Regions from separate parts of the Homo sapiens genome. Here regions 1, 3 and 4 are each linked to region 2. The links are chromatin loops, found by intact Hi-C in ENCODE. Cell type or tissue: heart left ventricle. All regions are shown on one strand. Region 1 has its middle 490 kb from the start of TBX3. Region 2 overlaps LOC105370003 (a long non-coding RNA gene). Region 3 overlaps LOC105370003 (a long non-coding RNA gene). Region 4 overlaps LOC105370003 (a long non-coding RNA gene).

Region 1 (8,000 bases), 580 kb before region 2:
ACCACTGTATCCTCAGTGCCTAGAATACTATCTGTCATATAGTGTATGCTCATTAAACACTTGCCCAGTGAAAGAACAAATGAAATGAACCATGATATAGCATAAGTTCTTCAGTGATCCCAGCAACAATTGTCAGCAAGAAAAGGGGAGACTGAATTATCTAAGAATGGGGCAAGTGAAGTATTCTTGGAAAGATGAAATTTGCAAGAACGCCTGTCTCGGATTCTGGGTATGCAGGTAGAGGCATTCATATTCTGGGCTGGTATCTTTCAGAGAAACTCGTAAGCTGGAAGAAAGCAAAGCAAGTCAGACAGGCCCTGGTGGTATCCAATTCTGAAGGTGCAGGGTTTGAGGAGCCCCCAGCTGTTTCTGATCACAACCAAGTTGTGTGTCTGCCCCATCAGCATCCTCCTGTTTGGGAGACAGGAACAGATGAACAAAATGTGGAGGATGGACATGAGCAAATGCCACATTTGCAGAGCAATTGCTGGAGGGTCACTGAGACAGGAGACTGGAATTTTATCTCAGTTAAATCCCATTGAGTTTTCCCAGATTAGAAAGAAGGCTTCATTTTCTTTGGAGGATTTGTTTTTTTAAGTTTGCCTTCTCTGTACATGATCTCTGTAATAATAAACAGTAATAAAAGTGGGGTGGTGGTGGTGGTGACTATCTCTCCTCCTCTTTCTTAACAAGGGAACTTTACAACATCCTTTTAAAATATGATCTGGTAGTTAGGTCACTGGTCTTTGAGATTCTTCCCAAGAAAATTAGTTGTTTTCATGTTGGCGTCTCGGTGCACAACCCTCTCTTGGCAGGTCTTTCACGGATGATGTAAAAGACAAGAAATGTGTCCAAAACCCAGGCACACCATCTTTAGAGCTTGAATTTTTAGACTCACAAACCCTTTATATCTGCAGCCTTTGCGTATCTGGTCCTCACTGAATCATGCCTAAGAGCCCGCCAACTGAACACTCACCTTTTGTTTAAGCTATTCTCTTTGCCAGAGAGTCTCCATTTCTTCCTTGACATATGCTGCCTGTCCAAATTATTAGCAGCGTTTCATGTGTGACTTAGCTGCTATCTCTGCTGTAGTATAGAGCAGAGCACAAAATAGGTGCTCAACTAGGCTTTGGCTGAACTGAGGTTCAGGTGGCAGAACTGAAAACCTTGAAGACTAAGCTCTTTTCATTACTCCATGTTGCAAAGGACTAAAAGGGAGTAGAACAGAAGCTTGACGGGGGGTCCTCTGGTGATGTCAGCTAACACTGCTGAGTCCTAAATGCCAGGCACTGTCCCCAGTGCTTTGTATGGATCAGCTTATTTATTACAGCTTAGGGTGACATTCTGGGGTACGTGGGAAAATCCCAGCTTATCCTCCATGTCCCAGACCAATTCTTTACAGAGTTGCCATCCACTCTCAAAATTATCCTGGTTAACAAAACAAACTACACAGGCTCACTCAGTTTAATTGTCATGACGGCCCTGTGAGATAAGCGCTATGATGATCTTTGCTGTACAAGTCAGGAGACTGGGATTCAGAGAAGTGCAGTGGCTCGCCTAAAGTCACACAGTAGTAAGAGGTAGAGCTTGGATGTAGACAGATCAGATTCTTATTACTGAAGGTAGAATAAGAGGAAATACTCTTTACCACCCAGAGTTAAAGAAGAGAAGGTAATGTTAAAAAAAAAAACCTTGGAAACATTTGGGCCACGCAACATACTTTATAGGTTAGGGTAAGATTTGGTCCACCCATATATTCATATAATATGTACTTACTGAGTGTTAGTGTGTACCAGGCTTGCAGTTGCTGGTGCAGAATCATGAATTAGACACATGCACACACACACACACACACACACACACACACACACACACACACACACACGTATGCTTTCCGCCCACAGTGAGTATGAAGCCTGGTGGGGAAAACAGATGTGGAATTACACCAAACATTATAACCAGAGCTTTCTCCTATACTACACCCAGTTTACTCTAAAAGACAGGCCCAAACTGTCTGCTTTTTGACAAATCCAAGATATTGTGGAGCCTATGGAGTGATTTGGAAAACATAAAGAAAGAATTTTTGGCAACAGTAAAAATCACCCATATTTCTGATTTATCTTGGAAACAAAAATTGTGGGTGTGACAATATCTGGCCCCTCTTCGTCCATGGCAGAAATTAATTCAACGAAGTAGCAGTTCCCCTCTTTAAATGAGAAATACACTCGAGAGTTCAGCAGAGGCCCCATCTGGGCTACATTAATCATTCATGTCACCTTGTTGGCTTCTAAAGGCATTTGAGTTTACAATTCTTGCTTTACATATAGTTTCTTCCTTAAGTTTCCTTATGAGCTACTTTTAAATTTTTTTAAGGTTTTAAATATACCTATTTCCTGAGTTTTCTATTTATGTTCAACATGTTGAATTGTAGGAATTTCTTTTAGAAAAAAAAATAGCTTTCTGCATGCTACAACTGCCTTAGGTGATATCCAAGGTAGACGTCACTAATCAATCATGACCCTCCTGCCCATTGAAGTGGCCACAATGTCTTCTCCACAGCTGTGGGCAGCCATTACTAATCAATCAGAATTGGCATATATGATGAAACTCATCTGCTTCTCTAAATTTTTATCTATTTAAATGCCTTAAATACTGAGGAGTATATTTTATTCTTCTTTACTTACACCCTATTTCTCAAGGTGGGTATCCTGGTAAGACTTTCCAAATGTGGTGGCTGGAATAAACTCTACCAGGCAGGCCTTATCTGAGCCCATGTGTCTGCCCACAGGGTTTACTGGGCTTCTGGAAAAGGAGCCAAGACTTCTGAAGGGAGGAGAAGGGAAGAACAAAACAGCTCCTGGAAAGAATGTTCCTCTCTCTTTTCTTTTTTTTTCTCTCCATCTTGCAAAAAGGTAGAAAGAACAATACCAGCCAGCCAAAAGCTCATTAATGCACTTGACCTTCCAAAAGAAAATTAATTCCAACTTCACACCTACCGGCTGTGCTGCTCGGCTTTGTCAAAACGTTGGCATCATTAGAGAGGAGATGACATGGCTTGAGGGGACAAAGAGTCTGCCACCTCCCCATGCTAGGCTGAGTTAGCAGGAGCTGGCAGGAAGCACGCAGAGGCGCCCGCCCTGTCAGCTTTTCACTGTGGATTAGGCTTCCTTCTGTTGGCTCTGGAAATTGTTATCACTGTCGAGCTGCCCCGATGATTCTTACCAGGCTCCCTGACAGCACAAGCCTGCAGAGGGGTAGCCTTCCTGGGGGCTTATGCTGGAAGGCTAGCAGACCGTGCGTGTGTGTGTGCATGTGTGTGTGTGCATCTGCATGTGCCTGTACGTCTGTGGGCGTGTGGGAGTATGTGTGTGTGAATTTGGGCATTTGTGACTGGGGAGTGTGTGTGTGTGTGTACTAGTCAGGCTTCTCTAATGAGACAGAACTAATAGGATAGATGTATATATGAAGGGAGGTTTATTAGGAGAATTGACTCACACAATCACAAGGTGAGGTCCCACAATAAGCCATCTGCAAGCTGAGGAGCCAGGAAGCCAGTGTGAGTCCCAAAACCTCAAAAGTAGGGAAGCCGACAGTGCAGCCTTCAGTCTGTGGCTGAGGGCCTGAAAGCCCCTGGCAAACCACTGGTGTAAGTCCAAGAGTCCAAAAGCCGAAGAACTTGGAGTCTGAAGTTCAAGGTCAGGAAGTGTCCAGCACAGGAGAAAGATGGAGGCCAGAAGACTCAGCCATTCTAATCCTTCCACGTTCCTCTGCCTGCTTTTATTCTAGCTCTGCTGGAGGCTTATTAGATGGTACCCATTCAGATTGAGGGCAGGTCTGCCTCTCCCAATCCACCGACTCAACTGTTAATCTTCTTTGGCAACACTCTCACAGACACACCCAGGAACAATACATTGCATCCTTCAATCAAGTTGACACTCAATATTAACCATCACAGCGTGTGTATAGTGTGTCTATGTGTGAATATGAGCACGAGGTATGGTATGTATGAGGTCTCAGGCTGGGCCAGTGTGCGTATGTGCGTGCTTATGTACAGGTAAATGCTTTTGCACACATACATGTGCATTTTTGTATGGATGCGTGAGTGAGCTTGTATGCATGTATGTGTGTATATATATTTGGGCAGAATGTACATGCCATCGTGTGCATTTATAGGTATGTGTGCTTTGCCAAGTACATACATGTGTGTAATCTATGTAAGGTAACTCATGTGTATGCATGTTTAGGATGTTTGTGCTCATGTAAGTGTGTAATTGTAAATGTTTTGAGTCTGTGCACACATGAGTGTGTGTGAGTGTGTGTTGTTATGTGCGCATGTCCACACTCATGTATATGAGGTTGTTTACAGTGCTACTTTTGTCCTCCCCACAAAATCTCAGGGCATACTTGGCCACCAGCAAATCATAGACACCAAACTCCCATCCTTTTATTTAATGACCTTGATAGTTGATTATTTATAAATTATGGTAGTTATTATGACAAAATGCAGAACTTTTTGGACTTCTGGACTCTTATTATTTTGATTTTAAATGATTATTTTGAAGTTTATAAGACTTGGAGAGATCACTATCTTTTCATTGTTTGGGGCCTCTAAATATCTCAATCCAGCCTTAATTTACATGTAGGCCATAATACATTGCACATGGAAGTGCATGTGTGTTTGTGTGTGTGTGTGTGTGTGAGAGAGAGAGAGAGAGAGAGAGAGCATATTTGTGTATTCAAATGAACAGTAAGTCCCTATATATGAGAGCAAAGGCAAGTAGTTCTCCATACACATTCTTGGCCAGGCTTTAGTTTAATGAAAAAATATACACAGAGCTTCATCTGGATCAAGTACCATTTTAGGTGCTGGGGAGAGAGATTTGAGAAAGCAGCTCCTGCTCTTGGAGAGGGTTCCTCATTTTTGCCAAATCTAAATATCTGATGCAGGTCTTCATGGCTCTGGGTGGAGATGGATTCTGATAACATGCTCAGGCTCAGGAAAAAGAGGCCACATTTGATTAGTGATGTCTGCCACAGACACAGGATGTGGAGATTGCAGCAAGTATGTCATTTATTTGCCAGAGTCAGAATATCACGCCCCAAATGACTCTTTGTGGTCCTGTATTCAATTTCTTCACTTTATAGCTGGAGAAATTCTTGGTAGAAAAAGAAAGGAAGTTGTTTAAAGGAGGGCTGAGCCTAGAGTGAGGGAAGCAAGGAGCCTAGCATGCAAAATTTAAGGAGGCACTCACATTCAGGCCTGTGAAAATGCCAGCCCTTCACTTACACGACCCTGAGAATAAGCACCTCCTTAAATTTTGTGCCCTAAGCGTCTCATTTGTCTAATGTTAGTTCTGGCTCTGGTTCAAAGTTATCTTTTCAAAAGTCACCACATACTCTATTAGGAAGAATCACTGCCTCTTTACAGAAAGTTCAGTGCCTTTATTTGCTAACACTCATTTGGTTAAAAGTAATAGAAATCAACTGAAGCTTGAGAAAAATGGGACTGGAATGTCTCATAGAACCACAGAGCAGATGTTAAGGTAGGGAAAAGAAAGGCCTAGAACTGGGACCCTGCGGAAATTTCTCTCTCCATCTCCTGCACTTGCTTCTTTCTTCTTTCTAGGCTGAAGGGCTTCCCTTGCTCCATCAGTTCCAAATTCTGAGTGTTTAGGAAAACTTACTTTTCTTACCTATAAGGTAAAACACTGTTTCTCACTTTCTGGCTGTCTTACCTCATAGGGCTTTAAAGAATAATGTATATAAACCCCTCAAGTGGCTGACAGGGAGTAAGTGCTCAATATATCTTGGCTATCCTCACTCTCATCACCATTATCATTATCATCACTACCATCATCATCATCATCACCACCACTACCATTACCACCATCATGACTATAATAAACATCATCATCACCATCACCACAATCATCATTATATAATCATCATTACCATCACCACCATCATCACCATCAGCATCATCACCATCACTACCACCATCGTCATCACCATCAGCATCGTCACTGCCATAACCATCATCATTACCATCAGCATCGTCACTGCCATAACCATCATCATTACTATCAGCATCATTACCACCATAACCATCATCATCACCACCATAACCATCATCATCACGATCAGCATCCTCACCATCACTATCACCACCATCATCACCATCAGCATCATCACCACCATAACCATCATCATCACCATCAGCATCATCACCACCATATCCATCATCATCACTATCATCACCATTATCACCCATCACCATCACCATCAGCATCACCCTCATCATCGCTACTACCACCACTACTACCACGATCATCACTATCATTATTACCACCATCCCCATCATCATCATTTCACATTCCTTGCTCATGTGGGCTTGGAAATATTGGGGAATACTCCCCCGTACTTCCATTTACCACATGGCATATTTCCAACTTTATGGAAACATTGACTTCCTCCTGCAATGCCCATCCCAAATTCCTTCGAAAGGCACTCTGATTGGCATTAGAAACGGCTAATTATGATCTAATCAACTATGGCCATGTTGGGTACAGGTATTCAGGGAGGCTATTTCTAATAGAATGGTGCAGTGTAGTAAAGGGATGAACAAGGCATATACCCCCAAAGTGGCCTAAGTTCTTAAATATTCCTTGGTTTGGTTTTATTGGAACACAACCAAAGAGGGTGGAGAGTTCTTCTGTGCTATTTTGACCTGTTTTCAATTTATCCCCTCAACTGTTGAAGACCCTAAAAATGGTTCAATCTTCTCTACAATTGGGCTTTCCTGGTCCCAGGTTTTGAAGTTCAAGAAAAGCTGCAATTAGTTCACAGTTTGTTCTGATCTAGTAAATGCCACTGAGCCCACTGGACCCAGAATAGGTAGGTTTTGTGGTGCGTGGGTAGCAGGGGTGAGGAGACAGCAGGAACAGGAAAATTCTAAAACTTGGAGTAATTATGAATCATGATGGAGGTAGAGAGAAGAGAGACCTAAAATTCCAAGTAGAATAGGAGCCCAGAAAGGGAAGATAGCAGCAGAATATAGAAGGGAGTCTGGAGTATAGCACTATTGTCTACTGGAGGAGGAGGAGAAGAAGGACAGGGAGGAGGAGGGGGAGGAAGAGGAGAAAGAGGAGGAGGAGGAAAAGAAGGAGGAGAGGAGGAAAGGAGAGCAAGGAGGGGAAGAAGAAGGGCAAGAAGGAGAAGGGAGAAGGGAAGGAGGAGGGGGAGGAAGGGAAGAAGAAAAAGGAGAAGGTGGAGATAAACAGGCAGTGGTAGTATTGGATGAAAAAGAATGAAAATGGGCCGTGCACAATGAAATCCCAGCACTTTGGGAGGCTGAGATGGGTGGATCACTTGAGGTCAGGAGTTTGAGACCAGCCTTACCAACATGGTGAAACTCTATCTCTACTAAAAATACAAAAATTAGCTGGGTGTCATGGTAGGCACCTGTATTCCCAGCTGCTCAGGAGACTGAGGCAGCAGAATCGCTTGAACCTGGGAGGCGGAGGTTGCAGTGAGCCGAGATCGCGCCACTGCACTCCAGCCTGGGTGACAGAGCAAGACCGTGTCTCAAAAAAAAAAAAAAAAAAAAAAAAAGAATGAAAATGGTAATGATGATGAAGATGAAAATGATATTTCTGAGGGCTGCCGAGCTTCAGGGAAGCCAAGGTCTAGCTCACACATCCTTCTGAAACTCGCCTTCTCTCCCTCATTATGCCCTAACCTACAATGCACACCTGCCCTCTACCCCACCCCCCAGCTTTCCCAGGACAAGAAGCAAAGAAAAGCGATTGGGATCCCCCAACAATAATTCCAGAGTTCTGGTTCAAAGGAGGGTGGTCAGGTTTGGAGAGCTCTGCCCTGAGGTAGAAAGGGGAGGTTGAGAGCAGCTGGTGAATAATTGATCCGTGTGGCTGGGCGGAGGAAATTGCTGATCCCATATCACCAGGCCCTGGAGGTGGGGATGGGGCCCCCATGACACAGGA
Region 2 (8,000 bases):
GAGTCTTAGAGTCTGGCACATAATAAGCCCTCAGTGAGTAGTTGTTGCATGAACAGGGTGAATATATAAATGGGAGCAGGGTAGAGGAGGAAGTGTCCAGGTAGGAAGAAGTTGAATTTTCCTCCTTAGAATGGTTGGGTTGCAGGGTACTGAACATTATAATGAAGGCAGTCATAGTCCAATCCTTACTCCCAACCCCAGGGTGCACAGAAGAATCAATCTCTCCAAGTATTGTTCCAACAAGGAAATCAACTTGTTCCTACAAAGTAATTCCAGCCAAACAGGTCTGCTCGTAGTTCTCCAAGCAAGCTAACTTTGCCTCAGAGCTTTAACCAACCAATGTGGCTTCCAAGACAAGAGACTTGGAAGGAACCTTCAAAGTCACAGAGAAGGTTGGGGTGAGGACAGAAGGCAAAAGAAAAACAAATAAGAAGGCAGAAATTCTTGGACAGGAGGGCCCTCTGACCCTGGCTTAGGCCTCCAATTGTAATCCTGTGTGGCAGTTTCCAAAGAACTAGGACTGAGATGGTGGGGGAAAGTGAAAGAGAGCCAGAAAAATTGGAAGAGTCTTTTCCCTCCAAATTTTGAGCCTGAGAAAACTCCATTTTACCCTTGGCTTATTGTATCCCATATGGCACTTCATCAGGTAAGCAGGACTTTTTTTTTTTTTTTTTTTTTTTTTAAGAGACGGGGTCTCACTCTGTCACCCAGGCTGGAGTGTGGTGGTACAATAACAGTTCACTGCAGCCTCAACATTGTGGGGTCAGTCAATCCTCCTGCCTCAGCCTCTTGTGTAACTAGAACTACAGGCATACACTACCTTGTTCAGCTAATTTTTTTTTTTTTTTTTTTTTTTTTTTTTTTTGGTAGCAATGATGTCTCACTGTGTTGCTCAGGTTGGTCCCAAACTCCTGGCCTTAAGCAATTCTCCTGCCTGAATTTCCCAAAGTGCTGGGATTACAGGCATGAACCACCATGCCTGGCCTAAGCAGGCTTGGATATCCTTCTGTTCTATGAGACTTGTGGTGCAAAGTTCACTGCCATACAAGAATTGTTGGGCCTGATACGGTGGCTCACACCTGTAATCCCAGCACTTTGGGAGGCCAAGGCAGGCGGATCGCTTAAGGTCAGGTGTTCGAGACCAGCCTGGCCAACATGGTGAAGCCCTGTCTCTACTAAAAATATAAAAATTAGCCAGGCATGGTGGTGCATGACTGTAATTCCAGCTACTGGGGAGGCTGAGGCAGAAGAATTGCTTGAACCTAGGAGGCAGAGGTTGCAATGACCTGAGATCACGCCACTGCACTCCAGCCTGGGTGACAAAGTGAGACTGTCTTAAAAGAAAAAGAATTGTTGGCTTCTCTCAGCCTCCACCCAAATGGCATCTCCTTAGGACAGTAAGTTTTCACTTCCCATTTCTCAATACCTCAAATATCTCTCTCCCCTGGGACATTGCTCCAGGAAAGGTCAAGGGGACTTTTGGTTCAATGGATTTTCTTCATTAACAGAGAGCCCTTTCTTGCCTCAGAATGTATACTTGAAAACCATGCTTAAATGTCCTAGTTTGAGGCTCACTCTGCCAGGTGTTTAAACTCTAGCTTTATCTTTCAGGCTATGTGATCTTGGGCAAATGACCTAACCTCTCTGAGACTGTTTCCTCACCTATAAAGTGGGAGAACAGACCTCTCTCATGAATTTTGATGAAGATGAAATGAGATGACAAATGTAGAACACCAAGCACAGTTTCTGGTTCCAACAAAGGACCTATGATCCACAATTATTATTTCTGTACTGGGATGAATTCATTTCTTGAGTAAGGGCTTGGATTCTACCGCCAGCTTTTCTAACTAAGATTTTGTAATTCTAAAATAGTATGTTGAATAAACAAAAATAGATTTTTCTGTCTTATATAAAATTAGAGCTGCAGAAAATGCAAAAGAGATAAAGAACTGGTTCACTTAGACTCCAGGATGTATCATAAAAAGTTTTGTTATTTCTGTTGTTAATACATTCCTGATAGCCACTTGTTTCCTGGTTATTTGCCTTTTTGGCTCTGATTGGCCAGGTTCCAGTACATTGAGGTTTTCACTGCACTTGGAAGCTGTGTTTTGAAGACCTCGAATCCTCTGTGAAAATGAAAACTTCTTTTTCCCTTTTCTCCCCAAACTTTGGTGGCCAAATACCATCACCCCACACCCCCCGATTTTGAGGACTCTTCCCACTTTAGATGCTTTGTAGCAGTGTTTCTATAATCATCCATTGTCCCAGAACTTAAAGTCTTTTGGCCTCTGAACTAATTCCCATCCTTGCCTCTCACACTGAGAAGTGGTCAAGAAAAAATTTTGGTTCATGCATCCCCAGTTTTAGTTCAGATAATTTGACTCTACCTTCATAATATATGTCACTTTTGCTTTCAACCATTATCCTCATCATTCAACATCATATTCTTCTGTCAATTGCCTTCCCATTTCTAACAATGTCATGTCTAACAATGCCCTGCACATGCACACAACTGCACAAACACACAACCACACATGATCATCTCCCTTTTCTCCCACTACCACCGGCATTCCTATTGTGATGATTTATATTCAGCAGAAATTTTTGGGAAAAGGTTTGAGGAAAACTTTTTTAATGTCTTCCATTACCACGGGGCATGTGAAGGTGTTGTAATTATACCACTAACCAAAGAATTCATTTCTTTCCTGAATCCCTGAAAGAATCTGAATAATCTGAGGACGTAATAGTTTTTTTCCCGCCCAGTGTGGCAGGGCAAAATACACCCATACCAAGATAAATGGTTCCTTTCTAGCTTTAGCAAAAGGTTCTTAAGAGCCGGCCAGCCCAGCAACCACCAAATACAGCTCCTTGACTTGATTACCTTCTTCCTTCTCTATATTTCTTGACAGTATCTTCAACTATCCAAAAGCAGGCCCAAAGTGCCTGTCCCTAACCTAGTCTGAACGTCCAAGAACAGCACAGCAACCAAATCAGGTCCAAAACTAGTAAGCAGAGGCTGGAGTGCCATCTGCTGACTATTTTTATAAGACATCTTCCTGCTTAGCCCACACCACTAAATGCCCACACCACCCCATTTCAAGGCTGCCAAAAGAATCTAATGGTATAGCTTCAGGCATAGGAATGCATGAATTTTTTACTATATTAATATCTCATTATTCCATTATTGGGAATAGGCATTTAGAAACAAAGCCTTCTTTTCACTTTTTTTTTTATTTAAAGGCAAAATGAAAAATCTGGGAAAGACTGACTCTTTTATAATTGCTTTTATTATTGATGTTTTTGTTATTACTATTACAGTGTTATGTTAATAGATAATAATAATAGCAACTCTTTGAAACTCCAATTTTGCACACTTTTAATCTGGATCTCCAAATCAGCATATCACAGTTTGCAAAAAGATTTATGATCCTCTGAGAGCTTACGAGACCATAACAGAACAAAGGCAAAAAATAAAATAAAATAAAATAGAAGAAACTGAAATGAATGAGTGCGCTGCCAAAGGAGCAAGAATTCAGCTCATTCAGGTATATTTCAAGATCAGGTTGATAGGCGTTTCCCATGAAAATAAGCATTTCTACTTAAGATCAAATGGACTCATTTCTTTTTTCCAGGCTATTACATTTTTTGTTGTCCTTTAAAACCAGAGGAAACACTGGGAGTTCTCCTTTTTAAATAACTGTGCCATCTCTTAGAGAGAAAATGGAAAATCCCATAGTTAGATGTCCTTCTTTAGGGTTTATTTTGCCTCTATTACTTCAGGTTTCAAATTAGACAGTAAATTTGCCAAAATCAATAGAGAGAAGAAAGATGTCTTTCTTTAGAAGAACGGATGACATGTTTTTATTTGTAATATTCTCAGGAAGTATGTCGATAACATGCAAAAATCAAATACTCTCTTTCCAACTGCACCATGTAGGAGTTTTCCTAGATGGCCATCTACGTAAATTTTGACAAATATATGAAAAGTAATACACATTGCATATATACACGTGCATGTTTTGATCTGTTATCCTCAAAAGCACCCACCCTGAAGAAGACACATTCACTAGTCGGATGTGTATAAGCTTTCTACACTGAACAAGTCTTTGGGATTCTAATAGTTTCTTTTGTTTGTACTTTGCTCAGACTTTCAGAGGCATCTACAAATTCCAGATCTTTCTTCAAGGGGAGGACTTGGTTAATATTTCCTAGTATTTTCAGCCCCTTCGTTGATTTCCTTCCTTTCTAGTATTTTTAGTTCCTGAGATAAAACCTCATTTATAATAAAGTCAAAATCCCTGGAAAACATTTCGTCAATGAAACATCCAGCTTTGCTATTCATTATTTCATTGAATGAATGTTTTTTCCTTGAAACCTGATGGCCCAACTCTGATTATTTAAAGGCAGACACAAAACTAGAATTGTGTCTAGTTTTTTAATATTTAATACGTAAAACTCTTCTTTAAAATATTTGTACTTTGCCATAAAATGGCCTATTCAAAGGCACAAATTTGCTAGGACCAAATCATTCAATTTAGGAATAATCGTATGTCAGCACCAGACCCAATGTTGGCAGATCCTATTTAATTTATCTCTCAGCCTCTTTTTTTTTTTTTTTTTTTATCATTGCAGGTTATTCATGATCCCTAGTCTAAAATGTTGAAATTTCAAAGCATGACTGAAAACATTTTAAATGAAGACTAGTCAAATAAGAAGCACTATTTCTTTATAGGGTCCTTTCATTATTTCCCCCAGAAATTTGGGGAGGTTTCTGCAATCACCATACATTCGAAATACCAGCTGCTAATTTCCACATAATTTTCTGCCCTGTTTAAAAAGGATTTTTTTGTTGTATGGATTTAGTGGGGTTAGGATTGAGATAGCGTGTGTGTTTGCACGCTCGCATGCAGAAAGATAGAGAAAAAGAGAGCGCACATAAGTAGTTTTGCTTTGAAGTCCCTACATAATTACTGTTAAGATCTATCAAAATGTACCGAGACAGCTCTCCTTGCTGAAATCTGATGAACAAAAAGGCAAGCAACGTCCAGGAAGACTGTAAAAGAATGGATCAAATTAAGAGCAAGAACAAATGCAACCAAGGTAGACTGAAAGATGTTGTGGTTTCTGTCGTTGTTTATGTGTAGGGAGGAATTAGAAATGAGAAGGAAAGACAGATGGGGGAAGAAAGCAAGGGAGAGAGAAGTTGAAGGAAGGCAAAATGGAAAAGAAAGAGGAAAACATTTATGGGGGGATGATAAAGAGAAAAGGAAGGAAAGAAGGGAGGGAAGGAGAGAAGGAAGGGAAGAAGAAAGAAAGAGAAACATTTACAGAGTTGTGGGCAGGAGAGCTGTTTTATCTTTGTGTGTTTTCTAATTCAAAGCTGTATGTCCTTGGTGCCGAAATTAAACATTACATATGGAACACAGAAAGAAAAGGGGAGAAAGAGTGGGTTTCCCTTTTTCATTTCCTTTGTTGGAATACTGGTTTGGAACATCTAAAGAGAAAATGGTTGCAATGTTGCAGAATTTTTCTTCTTTCAGTAATGATCAAACTAGCAGCTGCTTTCAGCAAAAGTTCTTAATGTCACAGTGCTCCCTGGAGTATTGCCTAGAAGGGACCCTAACGTCAACCTTTTAACTTCCCTTCCTCACTCTACTTGTTTTTCTTACAATGGGGGGAGGAAGGGATAGGAAAAATTTTAAACAGTCTCAGAAGCTTTTGAAGAGCTGCCACTGGCCAGGGGAAAGGAGGATTTCGAGAAATAACTTCCGATTTATTTCAGATAGTTAGGAGAAGGGGGAAAAGGGAATAAGACCTTTCTCTTCATTTTTGTCTCCCCCCCGCCCTTACCCCCTTAATCCTATTTTAGTTGAGGTCTGACCTTGGAAATTTCCAAAGGACTTTAATCTCCTGTACTTCAAATTGCTAAAGGGAGCTGAAAGAAAGAGTGCTGCATGTGGGTAAAGGTGGTTTAAAATGGTTTATTTATGAATGGTTTAGGCTTTCCTGATAGTAAGAATGTTAACTAGTTCGTTAGGCACTCTCTGTAAATATAAACCTTTTTCAAAAAATTTATTTCCTCCTTTTTTTTTCCTTCAGACAAAATGCATTCAATCATTAAACCTCAGCGGAGAAAAATGATCTTAAGCCTCCTGCCCCTGGGCAGATCTGACACACTCAAACGTTAATATTCTCAGATAGCTTGGAAATGCCATTTGGTGCTTTCTATAACTACACTGCTCTTCCCCAATCCCCCGCTGCCCTCTGCAACTTCTACCAGAGAAAACAAATTACCTTCATCTTGAAAGGGGGGGAGGTAGGTAGAAAACAAGAGAATGAATTGTTTTTATAAATATTTTAGAGATATGAAAGAAATCCAGGCACTGAATACGTTATGCAGATCTCAAATTAGGGGAGGTACGAACTGATTGAAATCATTAAGTATTTCACTTTTCAGATGAAAGGCTCTCGTTTTGCATTGCCATGTAGAGTTCTGATGTAATTCAAAGTGTCATTTTTGGAGGGGTTTTGGTGATTAAGACTTTTTCATTTCTCTCATTAAAGGGCCGATTTTCCTGATGTGGGTTGTAACTTCGTTCCAATCTGAAATTTCACCCACCCCTTCTCCCCGCCCAAAAAAAGGTCTATATTTACGACTGATTTTTGAAAGAATAACACATCCAGTTGTATACATATTTTTTAACTGTTTTTGATTGTATTGAATTACGAAATGCAGAAACCACTTTGCCGTCATTCTCAAAAGTCCATTTTAAATCACGAGATACGTCAAGGTATAATTACTCATATTTAAAACATTCTGTAATTATAAGAAGAAAGAATAGAAAAATGGCTTTAATAAAAGGCTATTGGAAGCAATTGACTCTCAGCAAATGTTGGTCTTTTATAAAGTTCATAATTTCCCAGTAAATTATTTTTAGTTACTAAACATCTTAAACATGAAGGATCTTAAAAGAATTCCTCATCTGCCACCACACATACATGCACAGAAAAAAATTATAAAGTTTTCTAAAAGTGCGTTTTTAAAAGACCTCAGAAACGGAAATATTTCTCAGGAAATGTCGAACACAAATGTCTATATAATATCTACATGAAATAATAAATCAAAATCAGTTTTTTTCATCTGACAAAACACAATAAACGGGTTTAGAATATTGTTTGAAGCATTTTTTTTAGCTTTCCAAAAGACCAATAATAGATGATGCCCTATTGGGAAAGATAACATGTGTTTTCTTGTAGCTTGGTGGGAAAAATATTTTTTGCTCTTTGTAAAGGAAATCAGATATATATTTGGGGGAAAAGAATATAATGTTTCACTGTGATACGGTCCAACAAAAACCCAGGAAATTCAAGGTTCAACTGATGCTTGGCTAAAAATTCACACCATTGTGCCCCTTTACTGATGGCAGATTTCGAAGCCCAGAATGTATGGGTGAACCTCAAGTTTCCTAACTTCAGCCTCTTATGTCTAAACATCAAATTGTTATTTAACTATTAGCCGGTGTTAGACTGCCTGCCATTTTTTTTCTTTTGTTTTCCCTTGGATATTTTATATCTTTGCTGATCTTTCCAGCACATCACCTGAAACGTATATACTGCATTTTAATCCCAATGGCTGATGCTATCTCTGGATAAGCTGAATTTCTTTTTCAATGGGAAGGGTATTGGACGAGAGAGAAGAATCACAGAATAGCAGGGTGTTTGAGCTGAGAGAAACTGGGGATACAGAGAAAGTAAGAGAAAACACAGATGGAATGAAAAGCTGGAGAACTGGGATAGAAGGGGACCCAGAATTGTCAATGGATTTCTTTTGGTCTATGCCTAGAAATACATTAACTGTTAGGGAGTCTTCCCTTCAGGAAAGTCTCAGTTCCAGAATCAAATTATAGGACCCAACACATTGTCAAATATTTAAACCTCTAGTGCCATACCATTTGTAGATTTCGAGATCATTACTTTACTACTAGATTGTTAATTACAAT
Region 3 (8,000 bases), 93 kb before region 2:
CTGGAGTGAATGAGCAAGACAGGAAATCAACCACCTCACACATGAAGCTGAATAACAGTCTTGAGACAACACATTCAGACTTGTCCCGAGGCTCTGTGCCCACTTGTCCAGTGGCAGAACCCGAGGTGAAAGTCCACGAGGAAAATAGGAGGAAGGACATTCGTGGATAGAAGATCTGGCTTTCCACATGAAGGAGGAATAGCTCAGGCAAGGACTGGATTTTAAAATTCCTGGTCCCTCCCACCAAGTCTTATAACAGAATGGTGTTTGGTGAGCACTCAGCTGACTCACTGACTGCCAGTTGTTCAGGAGGGGTAAGGGAGCAGAGGGGAGGGTATCTCCTGGAGAGCACTGGCCACCAAAGGAAGCTCCATGAATTCAGGGGGCAGGAGAAAATGTGGAGAGGAGATGGTTCCATTGTGGATCTGCCTGCCTGGCCCCCACACCCTGTTACCCCACAATCAGCCACCGACTTCATTCATTCTGGGCCTTTGTTTCATCACAGTCATCATCTTCATCACCCTCTTCCTCCTCTTCTCCTCCTCTCCTCCTCTTCCCCTCCTCCTCATCCTCCTTCTTCTTCCTCCTCCCCTCCTCCTCCTTCTTCCTCGTCCTCCTTCTTCTTCCTCCTCCTCTTCCTTTTCTCCTCCTCTTCCTCCTCCTCTTCTTCTCCTTCTTCTTCTTCCTTCTCTTCTTCTTCCTCCTCCTCCATCTTCCCCCCTCCTCCTCATTACTATCATCATCATCACCATTTCTTCCAGTGTTTATTCTATATATTTCTGCCAATATGCTAAGTACTTAACAACTGTACATGTACTTTCTCTTAACCATCACAGCAATTTAAGGAGGTGATCACTACTCACTACTTGTCCTGGTCTGGTTTCCTCCCCCAGAACAGGTCTTGAGATAAGGATTTGTGTGTAAGTGGTTTATTTGGGGATAACCCCAGGAAGTCTTGGAGGGAATAAAAGGCAGGAGCGCAGATATAAAGGGTGCCTTGCTGAGCAGTTACCATGGTGGGTAACTGGGGCCTGGTCTTGCCATGGGCCCCTGAAGGGCTGTGAGAACACACCTCAGAGTTGGCCCAGGGAGGAAATGGGGTGGATAAATAAGGGGTATTTATTTACCACACCCCATTCCTCATTGGTTGACATTGCTTCTGGGGGCATCAACTCTCTGATACTTCTGACCATCCTGGGCTGAGCACATATCTGCAGTCAGACAGCCCTTAGACAGAGGACTAAATGTCAGTGTTTTGGCAACTGTCAATCTAAGCTGTAGTTGGCTTGAGAGGTTAGAGGGGGCACAGGGTTATAGGCAGGGCACCAAATAGCATCTATATGATTATTATTCCAATCTTAGAGGAGAAGAAATAAAAGCTTAGAGAGGTGAAGTAACTGATTTAGATCACAGAGCCCATAATGGTGGAGCTGGGATTGAACCTGGGTCTATGGATTCAAGAACCTGAGCTATTAATTCCAATGCTCCCCAGCCCCATCCATTAAAGGTGGGAATTAGTTCTAAACTGCCTTCCACCTACACCTCACCATCTCTGGTTCCAGCTAACAAGGTTTAGAGTTGAGGGAGAGGAGTTTTTACATTCATGTCTGTCACCCCTCTCTGCTGTCTCTAGGACAAGTTCAGTAGAGAGGTGGGAGGGGGTTCAAACATGAGGCTGGTGTCCCTGGCAATCATGAAACTTCCACCTTCCACATCAGCTGGCTGTTCATCCCTCTCCCACACCAATCAATGAGGCTTGAGGCTCTGAAAGTTTGGAGAAATCATTTAAACATTCTGACCCTCAGCTTCCTCATCTAGACTGTGGAAGAAATGATGAGTACCTACTTCATAAGGTTGTTGACAGAATTAAATGAGATAATGAATAATAAGAGCTTAGCATAGCATCTGGCATATAATAAGTGCTTGTTAGTTTATTATTTCTATCATGCATTATTAATTATTATAATTACCTGGGAATCTGATCTTCCACCTACAAATACTTTGTTTCTAAAATGAAAATCAGGACATTACCTGTGACAGAGTCTAACAACAAAAGGCAATAAGGAAAATAAGACAAATTCACACTTAATTTCCCTTGATGGTCTACCATACCGGGGAAGCTACAAGCTGACCTGTATATGCGTCTTTATGGAAGGGGAGAAGGATGTGTGTGGAAGCCTACAGCCATCTGGCCAGGCCCCTCTGTTGCCTGATGTCAACGTTTGACTTGTTATGGCCCTGTGATGGCCCTGCTTTTCTCCTTGCCCCCATAAATTCTGTTCTCAAGGCAGCAGCCACCAGAGTAGTCCTGTTAAAACATTAAGGCAGATCCTATCACACTTCTGTTCAAAATAAAACAATGGTTTCCTTTCCTCCCAGAGAACAGCTAAGCCTTGACGACGGCCACAAAAGCCTCCATGCTGCAGAGTCTGAACACTTCCTTTATCTCCTGCCTCCCCTCTGGGCCCTGTCTCCAGCTCCCCCCACTCCATACTGATTCCCTTGGTTGTTTTGACAGCCCAGTGCATACCCAGGGTATTTCCACTGGCTGTTGTCTCCTTCTGGGATCTTCTTCCTCCATAACCAAATGGCTTACTTCGTTGCCTCCTTCAAGTCTTTGTCAGATGTCACCTTCTCAATAAGGACTTCCCCAACCACACCATTTAAATTACAACAATCTCCCATCCCCATCGCACCAGTGAGACTCAACTCCCCTTCACCTACTCTATATATGTATTGACCATCAACAGACTATCATTTACCTATTTAGTATTAAATAGTTCACAGTTTACAGTCTTGTCTCTGTCCCTATAGAACTGTTCTCCCTTTAGAACAGTTATTCTTGCTCCCTATAGAATGGCATCTGCAGACATATCTTGGGGGCAAAAAGAGTAATTTTTTGCTCTACTGGAATCTAGTAGGTAGAGGCCAGTGACACTGCTACACATCCCACAATGCACAGGACAGCCCCCACGACAAAAAATTCTCCAGCCCAAAATGTCAGTAGTGCTGAGGTTGAGGAATTGTGCTATAGAATGAAACTTCCCAAGGACAGGGCTTTTTGGTTGATTTTCTACATTTTGCTATATTTCAGCATCTAGAACAGGACCTGGAACATAGTAATCACTCAATAAATATTTGGGGGATGAATCATCCTTAGAAACGGTCCCCAGAGGGAAGACTTTCAGAGTCTGGAGATCTCAAAAACATGCAAAATTCCTTTTAAAATCAGCAGCAGAACAAATACACGGACACGGATCGGACAGTGGGAAAGACCCAGTTCCTTGTTTGTAAAGGAATCGTTTCCACCGGAAAGAAAGAAAGATGTCCTCCAACGGCCCCACCCGGAACTCGCACATTGTGTTCTAAGTTTAACACACCTTGTGCTCTCTCTGCTGAAACCCTTGGCTCCAACCCATAATATCTCTGAATCCAGGAAACCATTATGACTGGTCAGGGTCAAAGGTTGCTCCTATTGTAACCCACTTCCTCCATCAGAGTTTTAAATTTGGAAAACGTTCTTATTGCTATTGTATGGAATGTCAGCTCTCAGATAACCTCAGAATTATTTTTATTTGTCTACCATGACCACCCCACCACACACCAAAAAAAAAAAAAAAAAAAAAAGGTTTAAAAAAACCCCGCAGAGTGGGAGGGGGCTTTCCTCAACATACTGTTAACAGAGAAAGAATCAGATAAGAGCCAGCTGATATTTTCAGCCTTTAACTGAATAAAGGGAAGGAGAAGTAGTTAAATTCCCAAAGGGCCCCCAAAATTAAATTCCAATATACTTTTTAAGATGGCTAGGATAGGAAAATGATCAGAACCCTAAGAGCGTAGCAATTTTAGATATTAGCAAGCACTTAAAACTTTAAGGAGGTTGTTCTAATAGTCTAGGACATTTCCGGAACTTATTGCCCACTTTTTATTTTTACATGAGGAAGAATTATAGTACCTATAAATATGCCCTGGAATTGTAATGAGGACAGGAGAGATATCTCTATATTTGACCAGGAAAAGAAGAAGATCCAAAGGGAATTTGGGTGATGAGGAATGCCAGATCTTGGAACTACATACAGTAATTAAATGGCAAAAGGAAGATTGTCTTGGCCAACAGTCCGGAAAGACTGGGCACCTTGCCATTTTTAAGGAGAAGGCATGTTAGAGGAAAGAGTAGCTGGAAGGTCTTTGAGGCACTTACAAAGTCAGAAAAAAAAAGTTATTTCAGTCAGTTCTGCAAATATTCAGAGCCTTTCCTCTGTTTAAGGCCCAATGCTAAGTGCTGGCAGTACAGACAGGAGACGCTAGAGTGTGATGCCAGATGCATGGGCTTTGGGTTTTGATGGCTGCTCTACCACTTACTTGCTGTGAGCCTGAGAAGCATACTTAACCTCACTAAGACTTGGTTTCCCCAACTGAAGAATAGGATGGAAAATAATCATTACCTCATGGGGTTGTTGTGAGGATGCTGTTTGACAGAGTCTCCAGCATGTTGAAAGTATTGAGTAGTAAACATTAGCATTATTAGAAGAGAAGGTTTTTCTTAAAACGTTCAGATTCTAATGGGGCAAACATCGTCATAATTAAGAGAGCAGCTATAATTTATTGTGCATCTGCTATATGCCAGGTTCTGTACTATCTCATTGAATCCCTGCAATGCTATCTCATTGAATCCCAGAAACAATCTTTGATAGACATAAGCACTGCCCAACCATATGTCTGGTTCTCCTTCAGCCCTTAGGGCAACTGCACAATCCAATACTCTTTGCATTTGGGTTGAGCCATGTGATTAATTCTGGCCAATATAGTGTGGGTTAAAATTATGCCTGTCACTGCCTTGCTGGAACATTTAATTGCCTATGTATGACCCTGACGCTCATAATCTTCTCCTTGCCACCATGGCAAGTGCCATGCCAGTTAGTGGGGTCTTGGTCATCATTGAGCCCTTGCTGCCTAGAGAGTCATATTTGCCCACTAACATACCCTGTACTGGCACCTTTCCCTTCTCTTCTCATTTTCTTACTTCTGTATCAGTACTTCCTGGTGGAATCACTTCCCCCAAAGCTTCTTGTACTCAAAATCCAGTTGCTTGTCCCTAAGGTAGTCATCTTCACCACTGAAGACAGACCTTGAAAATCCCATCTGGAATTATCTAGAGATGAACTAAACTCTCCATCAGGTTAAAAAAAAAAAAAAAAAAAAGTGGGTGTTGCTCCAACTCCTTAATCTAATTTATTTTGAACCATCTTCTGTCTATGTGAATATTGCTCTTAGTCCTACAGTGAGAATAACAGAGAGGAGGCCCCTGCTAATGTGCAAAGAACACGTAGCATGAGGAAGAAATAACCCTGTGTTGCTCTAAGCCATTGAGATTTAGGGATAGGTCATTACTATAGCATGACTTAGCTTCTACAGGCTCTCATACAACCCTATACAATAAGCACCATACTCATCACCACTCCACAGGCAAGGGACATAAGCTCAGAAAGGTTAAATGATCTGCCCACTTTCTAAATCTCACAACTAGCAAGCCCTGGGGGCAGAATTTACACCCATTTCTGTCTGAGTTCAAAGTTCACGCCCAAAATTGCTATACCATACAGATAAAAGGATCATTCATTTGCACTTAAATAAAGATTTGTAAATTATAAAACATTAAATAACATGAAGAATTTGTTGCCAGTATAGAATGTTGGAAGACTACTCAAGCAAAACCGTGCCTTCTCCTGAGAATTGAAAACAGGGCTTTAAAAACAGGCTAAAATAGGCTGACACCTCTGATATAGATAAAATGACCAAGTATAGCATCCAGAACCGAAACAACACTCAATACACATTACTATGTGGACAACAGGATGGGAGAGAGGGAGGAAGCAGGGAGAAACTTCATTTTCTGTTGCCATGTTCCACATTGTCATGAGACAGGGGCAGATGAAGAGAATCTCTGGTTACTGGGGTTGGGAAGCCTTTATTCTTCATCTCCTTCATCTGTTCAGAATGATTTCATGAGCTAATTAGCCCAAGGGTAGCCCTCAACCAATGATGAATATAAGGTAGATGATAAATGCTCAGGTCTCCTGCCTCTCAACTCAGAGATGAGACAACACTGAAGGATGTTCTATACAATCTCCCAGAAGTCCCTAGAGTACGATTACCAGATTAAGCAAATAAAAATACAGTAAGCCAGTTAAAATTAAATTTCAGATAAACAATGATCAAGTTTTAGGATAGGTATGCCCTATGCAATATGTGGGACACACACTAAAAAATTACTTGTTTAGGCAGGGCACAGTGGTTCACGCCTGTAATCCCAGCACTTTGGGAGACCAAGGCAGGCGGGTCTCAAGGTCAGGAGTTCGAGACCAGCCTAGCCAACATGGTGAAATCCCGTCTCTACTAAAAATACAAAAATTAGCCAGGCATGGTGGTGGGCACCTGTAATTCCAGCTACCTGGGAGGCTGAGGCAGGAGAATTGCTTGAACCCAGAAGGCGGAGGTAGCAGTGGGCTGAGATCGTGCCACTGTACTCCAGCCTATGTGAAAGAGCGAAACTCCATCTCAAAAAAAAAAAAAATTGCTTGTTTATATACATTTAAATTTAACTGGAGCCTTGTGTTTTATCTGCCAACCCAGAATCAGTGGGATAGAGCCCCAGTTGCTCCGAGTTGTAACTTGCTTGTTAATACATTATTTTCACTTCCTTACTGCCCTACCAGTGATTCCTAGAATCACTTCCCAACTAAACTATTGGTCCTCAAATTCTAGATGCTTCTAGAAAAACTCAACTTGAGACAGAGACCTTAAGCCACTAATGGTAGAGGTACGGAAGTTTCCCTATCAAAGACTCTGGAATGTATCCAGTCAAGAGCTAAGTTAACTGGCAATGATTTCTTAATTATGGCATCAAAAGCACAGGCAACAAATCCAAAAATAGACAAGGGGGACTACATCAAACTAAAAGCTTCTCTATAGCAAAGGAGACAATCAACAGAGTGAAAAGTTAACCTATGGAATGGGAGAAAATATTTGCAAGCCATATATCTGATAAGGGGTTAATATTCAAAATATATAAGGAACTCCTACAACTTGACAGCAAAAAAACAAACAAGCATTGAATAACCCAATTTAAAAAATGAGCAAGGAACCAGGTGCGGTGGCTCATGCCTGTAATCCCAGCATTTTGGGAGGCTGAGGTGGGTGGATAGCTTGAGGCCAAGAGTTTGAGACCAGCCTGGGCAACATGGTGAAATCCTGTCTCTACCAAAATTACAAAAATTAGCCAAGAGTAGTGGTGCGTGCCTGTAATCCCAGCTACCGGGGAAGCTAAGGCAGAAGAATCGCTTGAACCCAGGAAGTGGAGGTTGCATTGAACTGAGATCACACCACTGCACTCCAGCCTGGGCGACAGAGAGAGACTCTGCCTCAAAAAAAAAAAAAAAAAAAAAAAGGCAAGGGACCTGAATACAAATTTTGCCAAAGAAGAGACATAAATGACCAACAGGTATATGTAAATATGTTCAGCAACTCTAATCATCTAAGAAGTGCAAATTAAAACCACAATGGGACATCACTTCATACCTGTTAAGATGGTCATTATCAAAAATAATAATTTTAAAAACAAAAACATGGAGAAGTTGGAACACTTGTGCACTGTTGGTGGGAATGTAAAATGGTGTAGTCATTATGGAAAATAATATCAAGTTTCCTCAAAAAATTAAAAATGGAACTACCATACAACCCAGCAATCCCACTTCTAAATATTTATCCAAAAGGATTGAAAACAGGATCTCAAAGAAATATTTTCACACCCATGTTCACTGCATTATTACTCACAGTAGCACAGAGGTGGAAACATTAATGAATAATTTGATAAAGTGTGGTATATACATACAATGAAATATCATTCAACCTTTAAAAAGAAAGAAATCCTGCCATATGCTACAACATGGATGAAGCTTGAGGACATTATGCTGAGTGAAATAAGCCAGGCACAGAAGGAC
Region 4 (8,000 bases), 250 kb before region 2:
TGGGAAGTGCTTTCCTCATTTGTATGTTGACAGATAGCCCAGCTTCTGGGTATTAACCACCTGCCTGGATAATCATCTCCTCTTTTAACCTCCGTGACCATTCTTCCCTCTAGGCCAACTCAATGCAAAAACACAGCACTCAGACCTGGTTCTGGGTGCTCAAGTTCACGGTTGCATTCAGCGTCATGGTTCCAGGTCAGAGTGTCCAGGCTTCAAACAGTGACTCCACCACCTACTAGCTGGGTTCACTTTGGGCAAACGATTATAATGGTCCTCAGTTTCCTTCTTGTTATTGGATTGAATTGTGTCCTCCCAAATTTTATATGTGGAAGTTTTAACTCCTAGTACTTCAGAATGTGACTTTATTTGGAAATCGGATCATTGAGATTTAATTAGTTAAAACGAGGTCCTGTTGGAGTAAAATGGGCCCCTAATTCAATATTAACAGGGGAAATTTGGACATAGGCCTGCAAATTGGAAGAACACCATGTGAAGACTGAAGTTACGCTGACACAAGTCAAAGGACTACCAGAAGCTAGAAGAGAGGCCTGGAGCAAATTATTCCTGCTGTGTTCAGAGGGAGCATGGCCTTGCCAACATCTTGAACTTGGACTTCAAGCCTCCAAAAGTATGAGACAATACACTTCTGTTGCTTAAGCCAACTAGTTTCTAGCATTCTTTTATAGCATCCCTGGGTAAATAATACACATCTCTTACAAAATAAGTAGTCTAGAACAGTCCTCAGTATGTAGTGAATGATATTTAAGTATTTGCTGTTACTGGCTTTGTGGTCTCTGGAGGAGTCTTCTACCTCTCTGAGCGCTTTATCTTCCTCTCATCTGAAGGAAGACCAGTAGCTCTAACTTTCAAGGACCTATATATGGCAAAGACAGTGGAAGAAACAAACATCTCTTTTCTTTCCTTAATTTTTTTAAATTTTAAGTTCTGGGATACATGTACTGAACGTGCAGGTTTGTTACATAGGTATACAGGTGTCACGGTGGTTTCCTGCAGCTATCAACCTGTCATCTAGGTTTTAAGCCCTGCATACATTACGTATTTGTCCTAATGCCCTCCTTCCCAAACCTCCCCTTTCTTATATAGATTATTCAATCCTTCACTCTTTTATTAATTCATTCAACAACCACTGGGGATACAGCATGTATATAAAAGTCAAAATCTGTGCCCTCAGAAGCTCACATTCGAATGGTGGAAAACAAAAGAAATACGGTGAATAAATGAATATGGTAGATGAGATGTGTTCAAGTGGAAATGAATGCCACACAGAAAACTAAGACTGGAGAATGGAATCTATTTTAATAGGGAGAGCAATGCAATTTTAAGTGGACAGTCCAGAAGGCCTGTTATCACCGTAGTGTTCATTTGAGTAGAGACTTAAAGGAAGTGAGAAAGTCAGTCATGTGGATATCTGACGGAACAGTGTTTCTGGCAAAGGGAATTGCGTGGGCAGGAGTGTGTTTGGTTTGTTGGAGAAATGACAGAAAACGAAGCCCTGCAGAAATGATAGTAAGGATGGTGGGAAGCAGGGTGAGTTACAGAAGCACCAAGGATTCTGGATTCTCCTGGAGGGGGAAATTAATAAAACTTGGAGCTACTACATTTGAGTACTTACTATGTGCTGGGCACTATCTTTTTTAACCTTCAAACAACCTTATGGGTTATAAGTAGAAACATTATCCCCATTTTAGCAGATAAGGAAATTGAGTCACAAAGAAGTCATAGATCCTGCCTGAGGTCACAGATCTAGTAGGTGGTGGGTCCAGGGGTTTTTCCTTACATATTCATAGGGAACTCAGAAGCAGAGGCCATTTCAACATAGTCGGGTTGAAGGCTTGGCTTACTTGCATGAATGGAGAAACGGGGAAGAGTATTCTAGGACAAGAGAACAGCATAAACAATGATAAGGAGGGATAGACATGCTAGATCTCACCATAGAGCCATAGCCATAGAAGCTAGATTTCTAGATAATCATGCAGTGAAAATTCCTTTCCTCATTTAACATACATTTAATGAGCAACTACTGTGTGCCAATATTTGCTGTAGTACTAGGAATGTAATGCTGAACAAGGCAGAAAAGATTCCTGTCCGTATGGTGCTGACATGGGCATCCCCATTTTACAGATGATCCAATGGATGCTTAGTGAGTTTAACTGGTGGCCCCAGGTCAGTGGGTTTAATTGGTGGCTCCAGATCATGTAGCTTGCAAAGAGAGAAGCCAGGATTCTGGCAGTGCCGGGTTTTCCACTTCTATGAGGTCTTTTCTTCAAGTATATGTAGCTCAAGGGTCAGGGACTTGCTCTCAGACCTGTCCTGGCTCTTCCTCTCCTGCCCGTACCCCACTGATGGGCAAGTAGGAATGGTATCTTGAGAAAAGTCTGGCTGCAGAGGGGGCCTTGGAGACAAAGCCAATGTGTCTCCCATTTTCCCACTCTTGATCTCTCAGTCTCTTGGCCTATCCTTTGCCTCACCAACACCTCTACAATGATTTCAGAGGAGAACTCCCATCTGTCGAGCCCTTTACATTTTCCTATTCATCCTCATGCCTCTCACTTCCATGGCCCCACAAGCCCATGAGGTCGGTATAATGATTGTCCCCCTTTTACAGATCTGAGTACCTTGGAGCTAGGAGTGGGGCAGGGATTTAGCGAAGATGGTCTAACCAAAGGCCAATGGAGACTTGATGTCTTATTTCTAATCTCAGGTCCTGTGCTCCTGTGGCTGATATAAACTTGAATATTTTTCTTTTTTTATCAAACACCTTCAATGGCTATCACTACCCTGAGGATGAAGCCCAGTCTCTGTAATATAGCCTACAATGTCCTTATGGAAAGTGACCCTTGGGATGTCTCTCAATCCTCATCTCTCACAGTTCCCCAAGAGGAACTCCATGCTTCAGTTGCAGTAAACCCCATTATCTCACCCCTGGGCCTTTGCATACGCTGTTTCCTGTTCCCCAACTGCTCTTCTCGAGCCTCTCAGCCAGCATAACTCTCCTCATCCCCCAGTCTGCACAAGGACCCCCTCTGCTGAGCTCTCACAGTCCACATTCTAAACTCAATTGCCCCTGAGGCAATTGCTCCATTGTTCATCAGTTTTCTCCTGGCCTGGGAGCACCTTAAAGGCTCTGGGTCCCTGGTGTGTGGTAGATGCAGGACACATCAATCAAGGCAGAATGCAGAATCTAAACTCAATTCCTATCTCCATCATTTACCCACAGGGTGACTAGGGTGGCAGCCTCCAAGATGGCCTTCAATATTTCCCACCCCTTGGCATTCCCAACTTTGTTCAAGTCCCTCCCTTGTTGTATCAGGATTGGGCAGTGTGACCCACAGAATATGGCAGAAGTGATAGTATGTCACCTCTGAGGTTAGGTCATAAAAGAGAGTATGGCTTCTTCCTTCTCTCTTGAATCACTTGCTCTGGAGGAAGCCAGCTGCCATATTGTGAGGATGTCAGGCAGCTCTGAGGAGAACCTCACATGGCAACAAACTGAGGCCTCTTACCAAACAGCCAAGGCAGATCCTTCACCCTAGTCCAGACTTCAGATGTGGGCCAACCATTTACCAACACTTTAAAGTTCTGGTAATTTGTCAATGCTTTAAGGAATTAATTTATGTAAAGTGTCTGGTATTTAGAAAAAACTGCTTATACATTTGCTATTATTTACAAAATTATTTTATTTAAACACCACAATCCCCTAAGAGAAAGACTATTATTCCCATCTTACAAATGATCATACTGAAGCTTAGAGAGGTCAAGCAAATTACATAAGGTCATATAGTTAGCTATGGTCGTGTAACAAGTTAGTCCAAAAGTTAGCTGCTTAAAAAAGAAAAAAAATCTTATCATTTCTGTGAATCAAGAATTCTGGAGTGGCTTAACTGGGTGGCTCTGGCTGAGGGTTTCTCAGAAGGTTCCAGTCAAGATATTGGATTTTATTTTGAGATGGGATTTTGCTCTGTTGCCCAGGCCACAGTGAGCTATGTTTGTGCCATTGCCCTCCAGCCTGGGTAGCGGAGTGAGATCTCATCTCAAAATATAAAATAAATAAAATAAACGGAGGCTCAGAGAGGTAAAGTAACTTACCTAAGACCATACAGCTGCTAAGTGGCAGAGCTGGGATTGTGAACCGAGTAATCTGAGAGCCCCACTCGTCACTATGCTCTGCGCTGTCTCATGTATCAAGGACTTAGCTGGTTCCAGACATGTAGAAATCACTCAGTCAACATTAGCTAGTATCACAAAATGATTTTTGCTATTTCTTAATAACTCTTGCTGGTATTAATTCTCAAGTAACTAGTAAGTTCATTCCGTTGATCAATTAATGCTTTACCATAGAATTCTTTTTATCTCTGAGACCTTCCTTGATTTGTTCTAAGTTTGAGCTCCACCAGCCAGGAAACCCAGAGCTCACACGTTACCTACGCATGCTTCAGGCACTCCGCTACACACTTTACTAATGCTACCTCAGTTAATCCACCACCAGCCTCTGGTAATATCATGATCTTCATTTTACAGATGGGGAAACTGAGGCAATGGGGCAGCTGAGCAGGAGTTCCCCGTCCAAAGTCAGGTGGCTTTCACTGCCCATGCTGTAACCTACCATAGTTGCAGACCTGGCTCACAGGCATATCAGAAGGCCAGGGAAAAATCTTTCAATTTAACCACACCAAGACGCTCTCTGAATCTGGTCCTTTCTAAGCATATCTAGTGGTTTCCACCAAAACACATTTCCCAAGGCCTTCAGAGCAGCTTCTCGGCTCTATGAAACCCCCTAGCTGGGGCCTTCCTTCCTGTTTTAAGAAGTGAAAGCATAGAGACACCAGCCCAGGCCCAATATAGTTTCAGATCTAAATTTAACAACAATAACTCGGCTCCAGCCTGACCCTGCAGAGAAGAAAGGGGAGCAGGGAAAAAAAAAAAAAAAAGCAACGACTAATTCTTCACAAATTAGGACAATAATAAAGTTCCTTTCAAGTGTCAGCGCATATTCTTAGCAAGAGCGTAACACCTAAATCAAGTCCAGGCTGTAAAAACGGCATAATAGCAGGAAGCCAGGCTACAGGCCTGACTTCCTCTGGGGAGACAGGGGATTTGTGGGGGTGTCCGCAGGCTGGACAGGCAGGGATGGAGCCAGGCAGGGCCCAGCTCACTGGGAGGCACACACCTCTGTCTGGCCTCCACACTGAGCCCCATCTGGGGTTGCCCATACAGCCCCCTGCATAGGCCTTTGGCACTAGAGCTTTTAACAGTCATCAGCGTACTTCTTGTCCACCCTCTCAGCCTGTCTTCTTAGAATGGCCCAAGTGCACCTCTGAAAATGCTAGTCAAATGGGCAAAATGCACCTCGTGGAACAACACGAACAGGGAGCCCAATGGCCCAAGGGCCCAGCTGCTGCGCTCTGGAGCTCCCTGCATGAACAGGAGGCCGTGTGTTCTGTGGGCCATCCCCAGCCAATGTCTGAAAACGGCAGCATACTAAGGCAGGCCCGTTCCTGGGAGACGCAGAATTCCTTTCATAGTTCAAGGGCTCCCCATGGCTTTGATGAATCTTTCTTGGACAGCTTGGCAGCTTGGGATGCTTCCACCCAAGCTTCTCTGTATCTCCTTCACTAGGAATCAGACCTGTATACCAGTCCTCCAGCTAGCTCTCCTGCCTTTCCCAGCTCTCTCTCCATTTTCTCTCCAACAGGCACTTCTCCTAAAAAAAGCTTTCCACATTTAATCTCGTCTTGGCACCTGCATCTTGGAGGACCCAGATGAGCACATTGGGTGGTGTCGCTTCTCACTGTAACACCCTTCCAGGAGTTTCTTTTTTTGCCAGAAGAAAATCTAAATTCCTTGCACTGGCCTACAAGGCCCATGACACTTCTCTAACCCCAAATACTCTTCTCCTCCCCTTGATGGCATTCTTGCTATTCCTTGAACATCCCAAATTGTTTCTGCCTCGGGGCCTTTGCACCTGCTCTTTCTGCTGCCCAGACCACTCTTCTCTGGGCCTGGAAGCTTCTCACTCATCCAGCAGGTCTCAGCTTAAACATCACCTCCTCAGAGAGGTCTTACTTGATCGAAACAGGCTTCCTGTCTGTGCTCCCCAATCAATACCTACTCCTTACGCTGCGAAAACACATCAGACTTTGCACTTAGTTGATTTGTCTGACAGCCCTTCTTGAATGTAAGCATCTTGAAATATCATAGCCAGCATTTACTGAGGACTGACAAGGGGCCAGGCACTGGGTAAGAGCATCACATGTTTTAACTCATTCGATCCTCTCCCAATCCCTGTGAAGTGTAGGTAGTACTGTTGTTGCAGATGAAGAAACTGAGGCACAAGAATAAATGAATTTCCTGGGGTCATAAAACTGGGCAGCAGAAGAGCAGGGCCTGGATTCAGGCTCTCTGGCTCCAGCATCTGCCACCTCTGTGGGGATGCCGTTTTGCCTCTTGTGAAAAGATGACACCACTGTATACCAACAAGGATTTCCAGGGCTTCGCCCTGTGTCTGGCACTGAGTACACACTTTGCAAAATAGAGCTGCCAGAGGCGTTTAAACAACAGCAACTCCATCTTCAATAGGGGCTGGGTAAAATAAGGCTAAGACCTTACTATGCTGCATTCCCAGAAGGTTAGACATTCTAAGTCACAGAATGAGATGAGAGGTCAGCACAAGATACAGGTCATAAAGACCTTGCTGATAAAACAGGTTGCATTAAAGGAGCTGGCCAAAACCCATCAAAACCAAGATGGTGACGAGAGTGACCTCTGGTCGTCCCCACCGCTACACTCCCATCAGCGCCATGACAGTTTACGAATGCCATGGCAACATCAGGAAGTTACCCTGTATGGCCTAAAAAGGGGATGCATGAATAATCCACTCCTTGTTTAGCATATCATCAAGAAATAACCATAAAAATGGATAGCCAGCAGCCCTTGGGGCTGCTCTGTCTATGGAGTAGCCATTCTTTTATTCCTTTACTTTCTCAATACACTTGCTTTCACTTTCTTTACTCTATGGACTTGCCTCAAATTCTTTGTTGCACGAGATCCAAGAACCCTCTCTTGGGGTCTGGATCAGGACCCCTTTCCAGTCACAGAACTCATTTATTGTGTGCCTCTTGCAGACCAGATGCTTTCCATAAAAAAGCCCTATTCCCTTTGCACAAGGACCCCTAGAAGATGGGCCTGCAGTTAGTCTCCATTTGCCAGCTCCCCCTATTCTCTACCCTTCTCTGTCCCGTGCCCCTGAAGCTGACCCCTGTGGATGACACCTCCTAGCACCTCTGTGATCTGCTTCTAGCTGGGGTCATCTAATAGGAAGCACTGGCAGGAGATCAAAGGGAAGAAGGAGAAAAGCCAGGTGTTTCTTCCTTGTTTCCTCCCTAATTCAGAACCACATTTCTGGAGGGGTGTGTCCGTCCCTGACCTGTGCCAGGTGACTCATCCACCATGACCCCGGCCCTGCCTGGGCTCCTGAAACCCTTCTTCTTTTCTTCCTACTTCAGCTTATGGATGTGAACAGCTCTCCACTGTTGCTAGACTCCTGATGCCTCAGCACCTCATGTTCATGTGATTAACCCTGTCCACCCCGCTGTAAGTAGTCCCTTAATTAAACTCTCATAGTTTGAACCATCTAGGGCAGATTCTATCTCCTGCAGGCAGATGGATGAGATTGCAAGCATTAAGATGACCTATCCTATTTTACAGATGAGGACAAAGAGGCTTAGCGATTACAGGCACCAGCCCAAGGTCACATGACTCAACTTACTGGGAGCACTCTAGTGTGCCTGCCCCCAGTTCACCTCCTCTGTCCATTTCTCATGCTGCTCATTGTTACAAAGAGCCATCTGAACCCAGTGGTTAAGAGGACTGGCTTTTGAAGCCATACAGACCTGGGTTCAAGGCCCAGTTCTGTGACCTGGGGCACCTTATCTGCTCCCGGCTGAGCCTTATTTTCTTCATCTGAAAAATATGGAGAATTA

The links. Peaks named below come from ENCODE experiments on the same cell type or tissue, not always from the same donor. Only the 100,000 strongest peaks of a DNase experiment are listed, where the experiment ranks them.
Region 1: a loop joins it to region 2, with 3.0 times the contacts of the local background. A loop is called at or near these places in 4 of 110 quality-filtered maps.
Region 3: a loop joins it to region 2, with 11 times the contacts of the local background. A loop is called at or near these places in 6 of 110 quality-filtered maps.
Region 4: a loop joins it to region 2, with 5 times the contacts of the local background. A loop is called at or near these places in 2 of 110 quality-filtered maps.

What each region holds. Positions count from the first base shown.
Region 1 is chr12:115,171,955-115,179,954 of GRCh38, forward strand. No RefSeq gene overlaps it. Among named protein-coding and RNA genes, the nearest start is that of TBX3, 490 kb to the left of the region's middle. In heart left ventricle, no CTCF peak of the experiment used is centred here; a DNase peak (open chromatin) is centred at 3,162.
Region 2 is chr12:115,750,291-115,758,290 of GRCh38, forward strand. All of the region lies in intron 1 of LOC105370003 (a long non-coding RNA gene), which reads right to left. Among named protein-coding and RNA genes, the nearest start is that of LINC02463, 130 kb to the right of the region's middle. In heart left ventricle, a CTCF peak has its summit at 3,044 (motif pointing left); no DNase peak of the experiment used is centred here; H3K27me3 peaks cover 1,238 bases.
Region 3 is chr12:115,657,218-115,665,217 of GRCh38, forward strand. All of the region lies in intron 1 of LOC105370003 (a long non-coding RNA gene), which reads right to left. Among named protein-coding and RNA genes, the nearest start is that of LINC02463, 230 kb to the right of the region's middle. In heart left ventricle, a CTCF peak has its summit at 4,282; no DNase peak of the experiment used is centred here; H3K27ac peaks cover 1,897 bases.
Region 4 is chr12:115,499,618-115,507,617 of GRCh38, forward strand. All of the region lies in intron 2 of LOC105370003 (a long non-coding RNA gene), which reads right to left. Among named protein-coding and RNA genes, the nearest start is that of LINC02463, 380 kb to the right of the region's middle. RefSeq lists a silencer at 7,527-7,821 and an enhancer at 7,699-8,000. In heart left ventricle, a CTCF peak has its summit at 4,796; no DNase peak of the experiment used is centred here; H3K27ac peaks cover 1,305 bases.